Linked DNA regions of Homo sapiens: region 1 is linked to region 2. The links are chromatin loops, found by intact Hi-C in ENCODE. Cell type or tissue: natural killer cell. All regions are shown on one strand.

Region 1 (8,000 bases), 57 kb before region 2:
CTTCTCACAAGACAGAAAAGAGTATTTCACGAAGGCAAAGAGCTTTCAGACCTCAATGTGTTTTCTGAGGCTCTTCCTCAATACTCCATTATTTTATCATCACCATTGTTGTTTTTCTCTAAACTGCCACTCTATAATTGACAAGAAAGCAACGACATAATGTAAAATTATGTGTTTTTATTTTCATTTATGCAGCTTTGTTTTATTTTCTAGGACCACTCCAATAGTTATTGGAGTCATTGAAATGACAGTCATTTTCAACCATCTTCTTTGCTGTTGACTGAAACCCTGTCTTCAGATAGATTCATGTGGCAGAGTTAATAACACCTCAGTGGGCAAACACTATCCTTCCTTTCTCTGGGGGGAGATATTTTTAGCCACCACACTAATTAGATAGCTCTCTGGCTGATAATGGGGCAGACAAAGGGTGTAGCATGTTAAAGAAAATGAGCAAACAGGTGCAATCAACTTAGAGAATATTAATCAAATGTCTTTTTTTTTTGAGATAGGGTCTCACTCTGCTGCCCAGGCTGGAGAGCAGTGGCATGATCTTGGCTCACTGCAGCCTTGACTTCCTCCACTTCCCAAGCTCGGGTAATCCTCCTGCCTCAGTACCCCCCGAGCAGCTGGGACTACAGGTGCATGCCACCAGGCCTGGCTAATTTTTTGTAGAGACGGGGTTTCAACATGTTGTCCAGACTGACCTTGAACTCCAGGGCTCAAATAATCTGCCCACCTTGGCCTCCCAAAGTGCTAGGATTACAGGCATGAGCCAATATGCCCAGCCAAATATCTTAATCACCATCATCATCATCATCATAAACTGCCGGTAGGAAGTTTGGCATAATGTGTCACATCAATTATAAATCACAGATGATTTTACTTGATATAGTTAGCTAGAGATAATCCACAGGGGGTAATTTTATTTATTATTGTTTTAAATGCTATTAAATTTTGTTTTTATCTAGCCTGCTAATTTTCTGAATGAAGCTGTAATTGGCATTTGATTGATTTGGCTGTGTCCCCACCCAAATCTCATCTTGAATTCTCATGTGTTGTGGGAGGAAGCTGGTGGGAAGTAATTGAATCATGGAGCAGGTCTTTCCCATGTGGTTCTCATGATAATAAGTCTCACAAGATCTGATGGTTTTAAAAATGGGACTTTCCCTGCATGAGCTCTCTCTCTTTGCCGGCCCCCATCCATGTAAGATGTGACTTGCCCCTCCTTGCCTTCCACCATGACTGTGAGGCCTCCCCAGCCATATGGAACTGTAAGTCCATTAAATCTCTTTTTTTTGCAAATTGCCCAGTCTTGGGTATGTCTTTACCAGCAGCGTGAAAATGGACTTATACAGCATTTACCACAGTGTCTGGCTCATAGTAACTGTGGCAGAGCCTGCTAATTGTCCGTTCAACTTCCGTTCTCAAATTCTTACTTCCTAACAGAACCCCTATGTCATTGATGATAGCAGTTCTCTCAGTGAAAAGATACATTTCTAGCCTCCCTTGCAGCTAGGTGTGGTCATGTAACTGAATTCTGTCCAATGAGATATACACAGAAACTGTTAGAGGGATTTCCAAGCTGTCTTATTAAAGAGTGGGGACAGACAAATGGAGAATATTTTCCTCCCTCTTCCTCCTTCCTGCTGACTGGGAAGCGAGCATGACATCTAGAGCTCCAGCTCCTATCTGAGACAATAAGGTGACCTGGAAGATAGAAGTTGTGTGCTGAGTAAGGTGAGCAGAAGACAGAAAAGCCCACATCTCCGATGATTTTGAGGAGCTGCCTTGGATCACTTTCCTTAACTTCTTTTACCTGAGAGTAATGTTCTAATATCACTGTTCTTGCAGATTCTGCTATTTGTATTTGAATTGATCCTAATGGATGTAATACGTAATCAGAAATTATTTTTTCAGAGAATGGATGGAGTACATGCCTATGGTGGTTGTAGTAGTCTGCTCAGGCTGCCATAACAAAACACCACAGACTGGTTGTCTTAAACAATAGAAATTTATTTTCTCACAGTTTTGGAGGCTAAGAATTTAAGATTAAGGTGCTGGCAGGGTTGGTGTCTGGTGAGACCTCTCTTTCTGGCTTGTGGATGACCATCTTCTTTACCATGTCATATAGCCTTCCCTTAGGCTCATGCAGAGAGAAGGAGAGAGAAATATTTCTGCTGTCTCATTCTCTTTGTATAAGGACATTGATCCTATCGAATTAGGTCCCCGTCCTTATAACCTCACTTAATCTTAGTTACTTCCCTTAAGGCCCTATCACCAAATACAGTCACATTGGGACTTAAGGCTTCAACATATGGATTTTGGGGGACACAATTCTGTCCGTAACAGCGGTCATCTATTGTCTTGCCAGTTTTCCTCTTCTAGGACCTGCTCTTTTCCTCCTATCCACATGTTGCTTCAGTATCACTCTGATTAGCTAGCAGCAGTTGATTGGTGTGAAGTATGCACCTGATCCAAGCTGGGCCAATCAAAGGCTTTCCCTAGGAATTGTGCAATTAGGCCTGCGAAAGAGACAGACTCCTTCCAGTGACAGAGTGTTAGGTGGCAAGTTCAGAAGCTGTCAGTCTTGTTTTTCTCCATGTGGCCAGAATGAAAGGAAGATGGCCCATAGACGCAGAATAAGAAGAATAATAAACAGATCCACAGAAAAGGACAGAGGAGAGATGAAATGAGAACCCTGAATGCATTAGAATCCCTTGCTCTAATTGTTAATAATGTTCAATCATATTCATGACTCATGACCCATGAGAAACTTTATAATACAGCCTTCTTTCTTCCTTAGCTACTTAGAGTTGGGCTTCTACTATTTTCAATTGAGAGCCCTAGCTAATACAACTCTCCAAAATTAAAAAAAGAAAAAAGAAAAAGAAAAGAAAAAAAGCTTTGTATTTTTAGGCTCTTAGAACTCACATTATTTTCTTTTAATAATGATTAGCAACAACTAATGGTGTTTGTTTTATCTTGTACGCTAAATTATCTGAAATTGGGTAGGTACTACAGTGGAAATAAATATTTGATGTTATTTTCAATAAATTGTTACTGGAGTTAAACCTCTTGCTATCCTGACAATTCCTCCCTACATCACCCTCTTTGCAATGGCAGATGGAAGAATTGGCAATAAATGCAATTCAGCTTGAAGAAAACACCCTAAATATTAGAAACCTGTGAAGAACCACCGGATTGCCTTATCAACTCATTGTGCATCCTATTTGGAAGTCTAAAATAGAACTAAAATTCTAATACTTTTACTTGTATAAATGCTTATAATTGTCATCTTTGCATCTCAGCAATTATTCCTGGATAAATATACTGCAAATCATCTAAGAAGAGAAAAACCCCTCTGAATTACATGACTGAGTTTCAGAATGTGAGTAAAGTATGGCTAACCAAAATGTTCAAGCAAACTGATGCAAATTTCCTTTTCTATGACTGTGTAAGCAAAACTCTTTTGCACGATACTAAGTTTGATGTGGTGTAGCATGTAAAAGAGAAAGCACCTTTATCTGTGTTTGAGTGGAAACCAGGTAACCTTGTCATAAACTGGGGAAGAAATGACTTAAGTGTCAGCTCCCACATCTCCTGCTGTGAATAGCCTTTAGGGGTGTCATAACCACGAACACACAAACTTGACAGAAACTAAATCTCAGTGCACAAAGAAAATGTATCTGCAATGAATTCATATTGGGCTCTTCCCACACATTATTTAACTTAATCTTCCAAACAAGCTGTGAGGTAGATATTATTATCACCATTTTACACTGAGGAAACTGAGTCAGAGAGATGCTTTTTCTTGCCCAGCACCACTTAGGTCATAAGTGGTGGAGCTGGTTTTGAATGTATTCACCTCGCTCGCACCCCATGTGTCTGTGCTGTACTATGAATTCCTCAAGGGATGGGGACTGGTATTTAGCTTGTGTCTTTAAATTGTCATGAAAGACTAGAGGCTTCTTCTTGGTAGTAAGAAATAACGTGTACAATACCAAGAATATAGCAATTGTACTCAAGAGTATATTAAGGTCAGCGGGTGTGTGTAATAGAGGAATTATGAAAGACATATCTGTGAAACATGCTGAGATTCAGCAGTAATAAATTGTTTAAAAACTAGGCTTGAGAAGATGATAAGAGCTATTTATGACAAACCCATAGCCAATATCATAATGAGTGGGCAAAAGCTGGAATCATTCCCTTTAAACCGGCACAAGACAAGGATGCCCTCTCTCTCCACTCCTATTAAACATAGTATTGGAAGTTCTGGCCAGGGCAATCAGGCAAGAGAAAGAAATAAAGGGTATTCAAATAGGAAGAAAGGAAGTCAACTTGTCTCTGATTGCAGACGACATGATTGTATATTTAGAAAACCCCATCATCTCAGCCCAAAAATTCTTTACACTGATAAGCAACTTCAGCAAACTCTGAGGATACAAAATCAATGTGCAAAAATCACAAGCATTCCTATACACCAATGATAGACAAGCAGAGAGCCAAATCATGAGTGAACTCCCATTCACAATTGCTACAAAGACAATAAAATACGTGGGAATACGATTTACAAGGGACATGAAGGACCTCCTCAAGAACTACAAACCACTGCTCAGGGAAATCAGAGAGGACACAAACAAATGGAAAAACATTCCATGCTCATTGATAGGAAGAATCAATATCGTGAAAATGGCCATACTGCCCAAAGTAATTTATAGATTCAATGCTATTCCCATCAAGCTACCAGTGACTTTCTTCACAGAATTGGAAAAAACTACTTTAAATTTCATATGGAACCAAAAAAGAGCCTGAATAGCCAAGACAATCATAAGCAAAAAGAACAAAGCTGGAGCCATCACGCTACCTGACTTCAAACTATACTACAAGGCTACAGTAACCAAAACAGCATGGTACTGGTACCAAAACAGATACATAGACCAACGGAACAGAACAGAGACCTCAGAAATAACACCACACATCTACAATCATCTGATCTTTGACAAACCTGACAAAAAAAGCAATGGGGAAAGGAGCAATGGGGAAAGGACTCCCTGTTTAATAAATGATGCTGGGAAGACTGGCTAGCCATATGCAGAAAACTGAAACTGGATCCCTTCCTTACACCTTATACAAAAATTAACTCAAGATGGATTAAAGACTTAAATGTAAAACTCAAAAGCATAAAAACCCTAGAAGAAAACCTAGGCAATATCATTCAGGACATAGGCCTGTGCAAAGACTTCATGACGAAAACACCAAAAGCAATGGCGACAAAAGCCCACATTGACAAATGGAATCTAATCAAACTAAAGAGCTTCTGCATAGCAAAAGACACTATCATCAGAGTGAACAGGCAACCTACAGAATGGGAGAAAATTTTTGCAAGCTAACCGTCTGACAAAGATCTAATATCCAGAATCTACAAGGAACTTCAACAAATTTACAAGAAAAAAACAACCCCATCAAAAAGTGGGTGAAGGATATCAACAGACACTTCTCAAAAGAAGACATTTATGCAGCCAACAAACATATGAAAAGAAGCTTATCATCACTGGTCATTAGAGAAATGCAAATCAAAACCACAATGAGATACCATCTCATGCCAGTTAGAATGGTGATCATTAAAAAGTCAGGAAACAAGAGATGCTGGTGAGGCAGTGGAGAAATAGGAATGCTTTTACACTGTTGGTGGGAGTGTAAACTAGTTCAACAATTGTGGAAGACAGTGTAGCAATTCCTCAAGGATCTAGAACCAGAAATACCATTTGACCCAGCAATCCGATTACTGGGTATATACCTAAAGGATTATAAATCATTCTACTATAAAGACACATGCACATGTATGTTTATTGCAACCCTATTTACAATAGCAAAGACTTGGAACCAACACAAATACCCATCAATAATAGACCGGATAAAGAAAATGTGGCACATATACACCATGCAATACCATGCAGCCATTAAAAAGAATGAGCTAATGTCCTTTGCAGGGACATGGATGAAGCTGGAAGCCATCATTCTCAGCAAGCTAATGCAGGAACAGAAAACCAAACACTGCGTGTTCTCACTCATAAGTGGGAGTTGAACAATGAGAACACATGGACACAGGAATGGGAACACCACACACCGAGGCCTGTCAGGGGGTCAGGGGCAAGGGGAGGGAGAGCATAGGTTGATAGGTGCTGCAAACCACCATGGCACATGTATACCTATGTAACAAACTTGCACGTTCTACACATGTATGCCAGAACTTAAAGTAAAATTTAAAAAATTTAAAAAATAAAAAATAAAAAAAAAATTAAAAAAAAAAAAAACTAGGCTTGAGAGGAAAGCACAAGTAGTCACCACCACCAGCGCAGCAGTGCCAGAGCCAGGAGGAGATCCCGGCCACTGCCCCTGCCTCCCGCCTGCCGTCAGTCGCCTCCATCCTGTTCCAGCAATCTCTTAAAGCATGATGGGTTAGGCTGGGCACAGCGGCTCATGCCTATAATCCCAGCATTTTGGGAGGTCGAGCCAAGTGGAACACCTGAGGTCAGGAGTTCAAGACCAGCCTGGCCAACGTGCTGAAACCCCGTCTCTACCAAAAATATAAAAATTAGCTGGGCATAGTGACACAAGTCTGTAATCCCAGCTACTCAGGAGGCTGAGACAGGAGAATGTCTTGAACCCCAGAGGCGAGGTTGCAGCGAGCCAAGATGGTGCTACTGCACTCCAGCCTGGGTGACAGAACGAGACTCTGTCTCAAACAAACAAACAAAATCATGGTGGATTACTATGAAATTCTAGGAGTGTGGAGAGAGGCCTCACCCGAGGATATTAAAAAGGCACACCAGAAACTGGCACTGAAGTGGCACCCAGATGAAAATCCTGAGAATAAAAAGCAGAGAGAAAATTCAAACAAGTAGCTGAGGTGTGTGAGGTGTTGTCAGATGCTAAAAAACGGGACATCTATGACAAATATGGCAAAGAAGGATTAAATGGTGGAGGAGGAGGTGGAAGTCATTTTGACAGTCCTTTTGAGTTTGGCTTCACATTCTGTAACCCAGATGATGTCTTCAGGGAATTTTTTGGTGGAAGGGACCCATTTTCATTTGACTTCTTTGAAGAACTCTTTTGAGGACTTGTTTCAGAATCAAAGGGGTCCCCGTGGAAGCAGAAACCAAGGGTCGGGGTAGTTTTTCTCCACATTCAGTGGATTTCCATCTTTTAGAAGTGGATTTTCTTATTTTGATATAGGATTTATTAATACTTCATTTGGGTCACTCGGTCACGGGGGCCTCACTTCATTTTCTTCCACATCATATGTTGGTAGTGGGATGGGCAACTTCAAATCGATAACACTTCTACTAAAAAGGTTAATGGCAGAAAAATCACGATAAAGAGAATTATCAAGAATGGTCAAGAAAGAGTAGAAGTTGAAGAAGACAGCCAGTTAATGTCTTTAACAATAAGTGTTAAGGAGCAGCTGCTGCACTTGGATAACAAGTAATTCAAGGCGCCCACTTAACAGAAATGTTAAACTATAACAAGAACCATCTGAGGATTAACAGAAACTTTTTTTTTGTAGATTTCAAGGGAACTTGCCTTTCAGAATAATAGTACCTAAAGTATTTATAAACAGCTAATCGGAACCTCTATTTGTCATAGGCTTTTGAGTTTATTGTTGGGACCCATAATAGGACCATTTTTTCTTTTTGTCTTCAAAATTATTGTAGGCCAGGTGCAGTGGCTTACACCTGTAATCCCAGCACTTCGGGAGGCTGAGGCGGGTGGATCAAGTGAGGTCAGGAGTTCAAAACCAGCCTGGCCAACATGGTGAAACTCCATCTCTACTAAAAATACAGAAAAGTAGCCAGGTGTGGTGGCAGGCACCTATAATACCGGCTACTTGGGAGGCTGAGGCAGAAGAATTGCTTGAACCCGGGAGGTGGAGGTTGCAGTGAGCCAAGATCACACCATTGCACTCCAGCCTAGGTGACAGGGCAAGACTCTGTCTCAAA
Region 2 (8,000 bases):
TGCTCAGTGCAAGCCCTTCTTGGAGGAGGTGTCCTTTCGCCCCCATGGCTACTCCCATTGTTGTGAGATAGGCTACATGTGGGCCTGCTAGGCTAGAGCAGCGAGGTACAAACTATAAATAAAATTTCTCAAGTCACAGATGCATCTTGCTCTGAGAATACTCACCTCCATCCCTGGAGTGAGCCAGTACATTTCTGAGCAAATGTAATCGGTCCAGTTGAATCAGAGGCCAATCTCAAGCATTCCAAGTTCTGACCATCCAGGCAGAACTGGGCTGCCTGAAGTTCCAACCTCACACTATGTGCTTCTCGCCTCTCTTTCCATGGCACTTCTCTGCATACATATTGCTAACGATGAGTCTGATCATTGGCATTTACTATACACTTTTCCACCATATTTCTTCTCAGGCTTCCTCCCATTTCTTTCATAGACCGTTCATCTCTAGGCTACCTTCTCGCCCCCTTGTTCTTTTCCTCTGTCCCTTTGCTATGAATTTTCCTACGAACATTTCTTCTCCTCCTGAGGCAGTCATCACTAGCCGTCTCTGGCTTCTCAGTCATTGGAACTCTTGGGTTTGGCACATTGGTTTTTGAAAAACCACTGGACTAAGTGTAGTTGAAACTTACCACTAATGTTGGTAGTAGTTATTTGGTGAAAATGAGATTTGATTAAGGGGGATTATTTTAAAGATTCAGAAGTGAATCCAGCTTTTAAAAAAGTTCTTTCTTAAAGCCTGGAACTTTTCTCTTGTATATTTTACCAAATTTGATGGTTGTGCATCTCAGAACTGAGTTTTGTCAAACTCTTTATAGCTCATGCCAGTACATAAGACAATTGCTGATCACAGATCCTGAACCACACTTTTTTGTTTGTCCTGGTTACTAGTGAGGCCTCTTCCTCCGTGGGACATTAGAATCAAATTTCAAAAGGCTTCTGTGAGCAGATGTACCCTTTATTGGAGAGATGAGGGACTGGTACTGCTTAATCGACTCAGATATCGGCCCAGTAACAGCAGGCTCTGGAATATGGTAATTATCTTTAGAGTGAAGGAAAAAACACTGAAGCATTCTTAATATTGCTGCGCAGACCTCTGTCTTTTCATACAGCAAAAAATAGAGTTTAAGAATATTTATCCCAAAAGTACACACGAGAGAATTATCAGAAAGTCATGTATGCCTCTGTTGATTAAGAAATATCTTGAATTTTGATCTCTGATTCTGAAATTTTTAAAGCTTTTGTAAACCAATATTAATTTTCTATAGTTTATTTCTAACAGAGGATTCATTTCTCCTTATTATTTACCCTGTCCTGTTATTATTTTTTAGCATTTAAAAAAGATATTGAAAAGAGAAATATTAAGAAATGTCCACAGAGAGTTATATAGAATTTAATATTCCAAAGAAAAGGTCTACAATTTAATATAATATTAGGCATTGCATGTTTTAAAATAAAAGGTATAGGATTATGATTCTTTCCGGGATTGTTGTAAAATTCAATGGCTTATAATAACAAAGGATCAGTCCCACAGATAGCTGATATTCAAGAGAGTATAACTAATTAAAGGGTTTTTTTAAAAAAAAAAAAAGCCAGTGCTATGTTTGTGTTAAAACATTCATCACATCCTAATTGTAATCAAATAAAAAATAATCTCTAGTGTAGAAACTTTGTAGTTTTCAATCTTATTTTTCAGCTGGTTTCAGGATTCCCCTCGAGAACCTACATAGATGGGTTCTTAGTACCCAGAGATTTTGTTTTATTTTTAATGAGATGCTATCATTTCAGATTAATATCATATCTATTCGGTAAGACAGTCACTGATATTTCTTCTCATTTAATGGTAGGTCTGAAAAACAAATAAGATCAAATAGCCTGGGTTTTTTTTTTTTCATTTTATGTTAAAATTCCTTAAATTAGCAATCTAGTATTAATAGGCACTTTAAAAAAATGTCTGTTTCAAGGTTAATGTTACAAAGGCCAAAGGAAGACATGATTTGCTGGATCTGAAACCATTTACAGAATATGAATTTCAGATTTCCTCTAAGCTACATCTTTATAAGGGAAGTTGGAGTGATTGGAGTGAATCATTGAGAGCACAAACACCAGAAGAAGGTATATGTCCAAAATATACATACCTATCGGGGAGCAATAAAGGGGAGAGAGGGGGGAAGATGTAATGATTTCCTTGGAATAGAATCTTTAAACTACTGGTGCTGAATCAAAAAGCATGACTGCATTAGTTAACAAGTTAATTTTTATATTAACTTAAGTGCTGAAACTGTTCAAGGAAATATGTTTGTGTTGCAAGGAAATTTTTAACATTGGGTAAGTTCTACTCCTGTTTGCTATCAGTCATGTTGGTTATAATGCTTGGTTATAACTTATCTCTCTTACTATCTCAGTAACTTATTTCACAGAGCTATAACCAGTAATTAATCTCATTTCTTGTTAAAGCTTCATATGTTTTATATTTTTGATTCTATGAAAAGTAATGTGGCTCAATAAGCCATATGGAAAGCTTGAAAGAAAGTAGGCTCTGGAGACACATATTTCAAAATAAAATTTAGCATCCAGCAATCCTCTCTTGTCCAAATATTATAACACTGTACTTCAAGCCTTTGATATTTACTGCACAAATGAGAACCACCTGGCCACCCATAACTATGAAAAGGATATCAAATGTGTTTTTCAGTCTGATGAATTTTTCTTTTTTAGTAATTATTGGGAAGGGAATGTTATTGAAGTATAAGAAAATATTTTATTGAAGCAAAAATGCCTATGTAAACTTTATGCCAATATTAAATCTTTGGAGACACAAGAAATAGCCATCTGAATATTAGTTTTTAAAAGCACTCATTTAGGCCGGCATGGTCGCTCAGGCCTGTAATCCCAGCACATTGGGAGGCTGAGGTGGGCAGATCACGAGGTCAGGAGTTCGAGACCAGCCTGGCCAGCATGGTGAAATCCCATCTCTACCAAAAAGACAAGAAATTAGCCAAGCATCGTGGTGCGTGCCTGTAATCCCAGCCATTCGGGAGGCTAAGGCAGGAGAATCACTTGAACCCAGGAGGCAAAGGTTGCAATGAGCCAAGATTGTGCCACTGCAATCCAGCCTGGGCAACAGATCGAGACTGCATCTCATAAATAAATAAATAAATAAATAAATGCACTCATTTAGTGATATAGTAGAGAGTCTTTCATAATTTATATAAATTTGACTCAGAGAAAAACTTTTTGGCATATAATCCATTGTTCATTATCTGGAGCTTTTGTAACATTAACGTGCAAAATCTAAATTCTTATTTGTGAAATTTATGGATATGTGTGCATGTAAACTAGCCTCATAATTAAGTTGCATTTATTTTCTGTGAGCTACTAATGGCTTTTGATAACTGATGATCCTTAGCAATCATACATCAATGACATTCAAGGAACGGAAGGGCCTTTAGCAGAATATAATACCTAATATATGATTCATAGAATAATCTTATATTCTTCCTTACTTCTTGTATTAATTGCATTTTTTTTTTTTTTTGAGACAGAGTCTTGCTCTGTCACCCAGGCTGGAGTGCAGTGGCACAATCTCAGCTCAGTGCAACCTCTGCCTCCTGTGTTCCAGTGATTCTCCTGCCTCAGCCTCCCAAGTAGCAGGGATTACATGCATGCGCCACCATGCCCGGCTAATTTTTGTTATTTTCAGTAGAGACAGGTTTCACCATGTTGGCCAGGCTGGTCTCGAACTCTTGACCTCAGGTGATCCACCTGCCTCGGCCTCCCAAAGTGCTGGGATTACAGAATATATTTTAAAAATTGTCTAAAAGTGAATTTATCCAACAAATGATAATTTATTACCACTCATTTTATAATAAAATCTCTTAATGTTGAACCACTTGCCCTCTGGTTGTTACTTTTATAATCCAGAGCTTACTCATAATATCGTTTTATTATATATAGTCAAAGTAATTTTTTTAAAGACTATCTCATGAATTAGATTTTGTTTATATATGTGGTACAGATAAAACTTCTGAAAATGGGCTATATTTTATATCCAAGTTCAAGGTAGTAAGTAGTCTGAAAAATATTTAAGTTATATCACATTAAGCTAAACTATAAACTAGGGAAACTCTGGGCTTGTGAATTCTTGTCATTCTTACTCACATATGATAATGACCTAGTTAGAGATGTGTGAAAAGGTTTTTCTTTTCTTTTTTAAAAAGTGTTTGTCTTTTGAATTAAAATTCCTTCAAGGCAGCACAGTAACTTTCTTATTTCCTATAAAATAAACCACCATCATAACAATGAGTATAGCAACTCATTATGGTTATGAACTCATGGATGATTATGAATTGAACCTAGGAAGCTGGCTTATTCAGTCACTGAAGGTATTCATAAAGAGAGAAACCCATACTCTGAGATACACCACCTTTACCAAGCTCTGTTGGCTTCCTTTCTGTCTCTGAATCTCCCTTTTCTATGTTTGATTTTTCTGTGGGTTGTTGTAGGTCTTTTTTCTCTTACTCTAGGCTGCTTGGTTTTCACCCCTTACCCGCTGTTTCTGTCATCAGTTTCTTTATGAAACACCAACTGATGTAAACGTAAAAGGTGTGAATTTTTTTTAACACGTCTTCCTTTTAACCCTTTCAATGTGTACTCATATGTAACTTGGCATTTAAAAAAAATTAATAGTAAGCTTTTTTTTTTTTTTTTTTAGGTACTCTCTAAAACTGTGAATGACTCTACAACAGAGTCAGCCTTTTTGCAGCCTTTGCTTCTCAAAATTGAGAGAAATGTAACATCTCCGGGTGGATTGGTGTAGTTGTTTATATCATTTGAACAGTGGGTTAGGGCTTCCTTTACTCCATAGGGCCCTTTACTATGTCATTAAATTCAGCTCCTATCACTGAAAAACACTTTTTAAATGACCGAAAAGTAAGGGATAGGAGGAAAGAAACTACTTTGCTGTGTTTAAGAGAACAGTCTTGAAATCAGCATCCATCAAAGGCAGGCCTGATAGTGACACTGGGAAGAGAGCAGCCACATTTTCCTTGTAGTGGGAAAACATTCTTGAATTTGAGCTCAAGGTGTCCAGACATGCCTGAGAACATGCACAGGTATTGAGGGAAGGTGATCTCTCACCACTTAGAACACCCAGGAAGAGATGCCAAAATACTGATTAATCAGCTATTCCTTAGAGCTATGTTACCAATATGTCTCTGTCTGTTAATCCGCCATTTTAAAAAGTCTTATTTGCAGTTTGTGATCTTGCTCAACTCTATTACAGCTAACAAAGGAATCGTTGCATGTTCATTCGTACTTTGGAGGGGCAGAGTGGTAAAGGAGAAACCTTCCCCCATCATGGTGACAGCAAGGGTGAGGGGTGAATAATCCCTAAAGGGGGAGAAAATGAAGAGTTACCAGCTGCAGCCACCTCTTCCCACATTGAGAAGCTAGGAAATTCATGCACTCATTTGTAATTTAAAAATATTGCCAAGATAAGATAGGTGTGAACAATTAAATACTAGAGATTATTTTGGATAGCAAACATTTGATAACAGTCAAGCTTGGTGGATTGGCAAACATTTTCTCTACAGGTCCAGATAGTAATATTTTCAGCTTTGCGGATCATACGATCTGTCGCAACTGCTAAATGTGCTATTGTCACATGCAAGCTGCCATTGACAATACCTAAACAAACAGGCATGGCTGTGTTCCAACAAAACTTTATTTATGTATGCTGAAATTGGAATTTTATGTAATCTTCACATGTCACTAAAAAGGATTCTTCTTTTGTTTGTTTTGAGACGGAGTCTGGCTCTGTCACCCATGCTGGAGTGCAGTGGTGCGATCTCGGCTCACTGCAAGCTCCGCCTCCCGGGTTCACGCCATTCTCCTACCTCAGCCTCCCGAGTAGCTGGGACTACAGGCACCCCGCCACCACGCCCGGCTAATTTTTTGTATTTTTAGTAGAGACAGGGTTTCACCGTGTTAGCCAGGATGGTCTCGATCTCCTGACCTTGGGATCTGTCTGCCTCAGCCTCCCAAAGTTCTGGGATTACAGGCATGAGCCACCGCGCCCGGCCGGATTCTTCTTTTGATTTCTTTTCAACCATTATCAAAACCATTTTCTTACAGGATGTATTAAAACAGGCAGAGGGCCAGATTTGGCCCATGGGCCGTAGTTTGCTGACCCCTAAGCTAGCTATACTCGAAAGCATCATATTTGTGTCTTTTTGCTTGAGGCTTGAGAATGATTCTTTTCTCTTCTAAAGAGATTTATATCAGACACTTTCACTAACAGGAAAGTGTTATGTTTAAGATTCAGTAACAGTCCCTAAACCCTTCTCTCCTTCACTTGTTCTCCTCTAAGCTCAGCACCTATCTTGGAAGGAAGGAATGATAATTCAGAACTCTTTTCAAGAAGTTATATGAAGAAGAGCAGAGATATCAATCTTTTGTTGTTTTTGTTTTTAGGATCTGAGATAATACAGTGTATCTGCAAGGGGATGAAAAGAGTCCAGCAGAGAAGGAGAAATTAATGACACAGGGAAGGTGGGGATAATGACTGGAGAGATGTCTTTGATAAAGCAAGAGGGAGCGGGGTCCAGAACTCTAGCTAAAGAGTTGGACCGTGATGGAAGTAGGGATGATTCATCCACTGGGACATCATTAACAGTGCTGTGTTAGGGAATTGGTTGGGGGAGTTTGAACGTTTTCATGGTGGAAAAAGAAGGGAATTTCCATCTGATTTCTTCCTTTTGCTCGGTGAAGTCTGAGGCAAGGTCATCTCTTTTTCATATTGGTGGCTTCTTCCACTTTAACCCTACAGTTTTTTCCTTTACAGACAAAGTATTTTCATCTGACTTCCATTTCTCATATTTGTATGCTTAGTCATTTGTACCCATTTCTTTTGAAATCACTTGAACATACTGGCCTTTGGCTTTTTTTTTCTCATGTGCCTATAATAGTTTTATCTGTATTTGGCTAGATAACATTGAGGTTAGAACTTTTAGTGACTCTGTGACAGTTGAATGTCAAAGATTCTCCTCCCTATTAGCCCTTGTGTTGCTTTAAGCAGCAGTGATTTTACACCCCTGGTCATGAAATGTTACACTTTTTAGAGACTCATGCAGATTCAACTAATGATTTCTCTCCCATGAAGGTATACATTGCAGGTAGGCACCATTAACATTTCAGTTTACTTGCAATTTACCTTGTGAAAAGAATATAATTCTAGAATTTGATTCTTAGCTCTGTAATAATCTGTTAGGTTGTGGATTTTTAATGAGTCAGTGAGTGTCCCCTTTAGATTTCTTACCAATATGTAATTAACTGAAGACATGTACTGCTGTGGTACAAGTCAACTGGCTTTGACACTGAGCACACCCGGGTTTCCAAACCCTGATTTTACAAATGTCTGGATTATCTAGTTTGTGGAGTAGTCAGGTCTTGGTCAATGTAGTGAACTGTAATGGGAAAAGCAGGGTCTTCGGGGAAAGCAAGACCTGGGTCCAGTCCTCAGCTTTGCCATTTACCAGACCCAGGTCTTTTGTAAATCATTTAACTTTTGCCAGCCTCCTTGTCCTCAGCTGTAAAGCAGATGTAATCATATGCACCCTTGCGTTGTGTGAGGGTTAAACGAGATGATGTATATAGTGTCCGGACACCACCTGACAGTAGGTGGTTAGTGAACGTCATATCCCCTTTCCTTTGTTGCCTGTGCTTTTTTTCTTTTTGCATCTAAGCTAGCAGATAGAAGTCCCAGGTTTGATTCCTGGGCCACTCTTCATATTCCTGGAGAATTAAGAGCATTTTCAAAATGTTTTACATAAGTGTTGCTTACCTCTAAGTCCTCACTGCAAAGGTAAATACTACTGCAAAGGAGAGAAAAGAAAAGAAGTGAATGTTTAGAAAAAAACAAAAAAGAAAGTAGAGCAAGAAAGGCAGGAAAAGGAAGTAATGAAGGAGAGGATAGAACAAAAAGAAGGCCCAACTGATGGGGGATG

The links. A loop is a pair of places that touch in the nucleus more often than their neighbours do. Peaks named below come from ENCODE experiments on the same cell type or tissue, not always from the same donor. Only the 100,000 strongest peaks of a DNase experiment are listed, where the experiment ranks them.
Region 1: a loop joins it to region 2, with 6 times the contacts of the local background. A loop is called at or near these places in 3 of 110 quality-filtered maps.

What each region holds. Positions count from the first base shown.
Region 1 is chr1:67,271,291-67,279,290 of GRCh38, forward strand. It overlaps the pseudogene DNAJB6P4. Among named protein-coding and RNA genes, the nearest start is that of IL12RB2, 33 kb to the right of the region's middle. In natural killer cell, no CTCF peak of the experiment used is centred here; a DNase peak (open chromatin) is centred at 3,551; H3K27ac peaks cover 1,738 bases.
Region 2 is chr1:67,328,702-67,336,701 of GRCh38, forward strand. IL12RB2 (interleukin 12 receptor subunit beta 2) reads left to right here. Exons shown (of 17, transcript NM_001374259.2): 7 at 886-1,028; 8 at 1,959-2,109. Among named protein-coding and RNA genes, the nearest start is that of IL12RB2, 25 kb to the left of the region's middle. In natural killer cell, no CTCF peak of the experiment used is centred here; DNase peaks (open chromatin) are centred at 4,530 and 7,670; H3K27ac peaks cover 2,645 bases.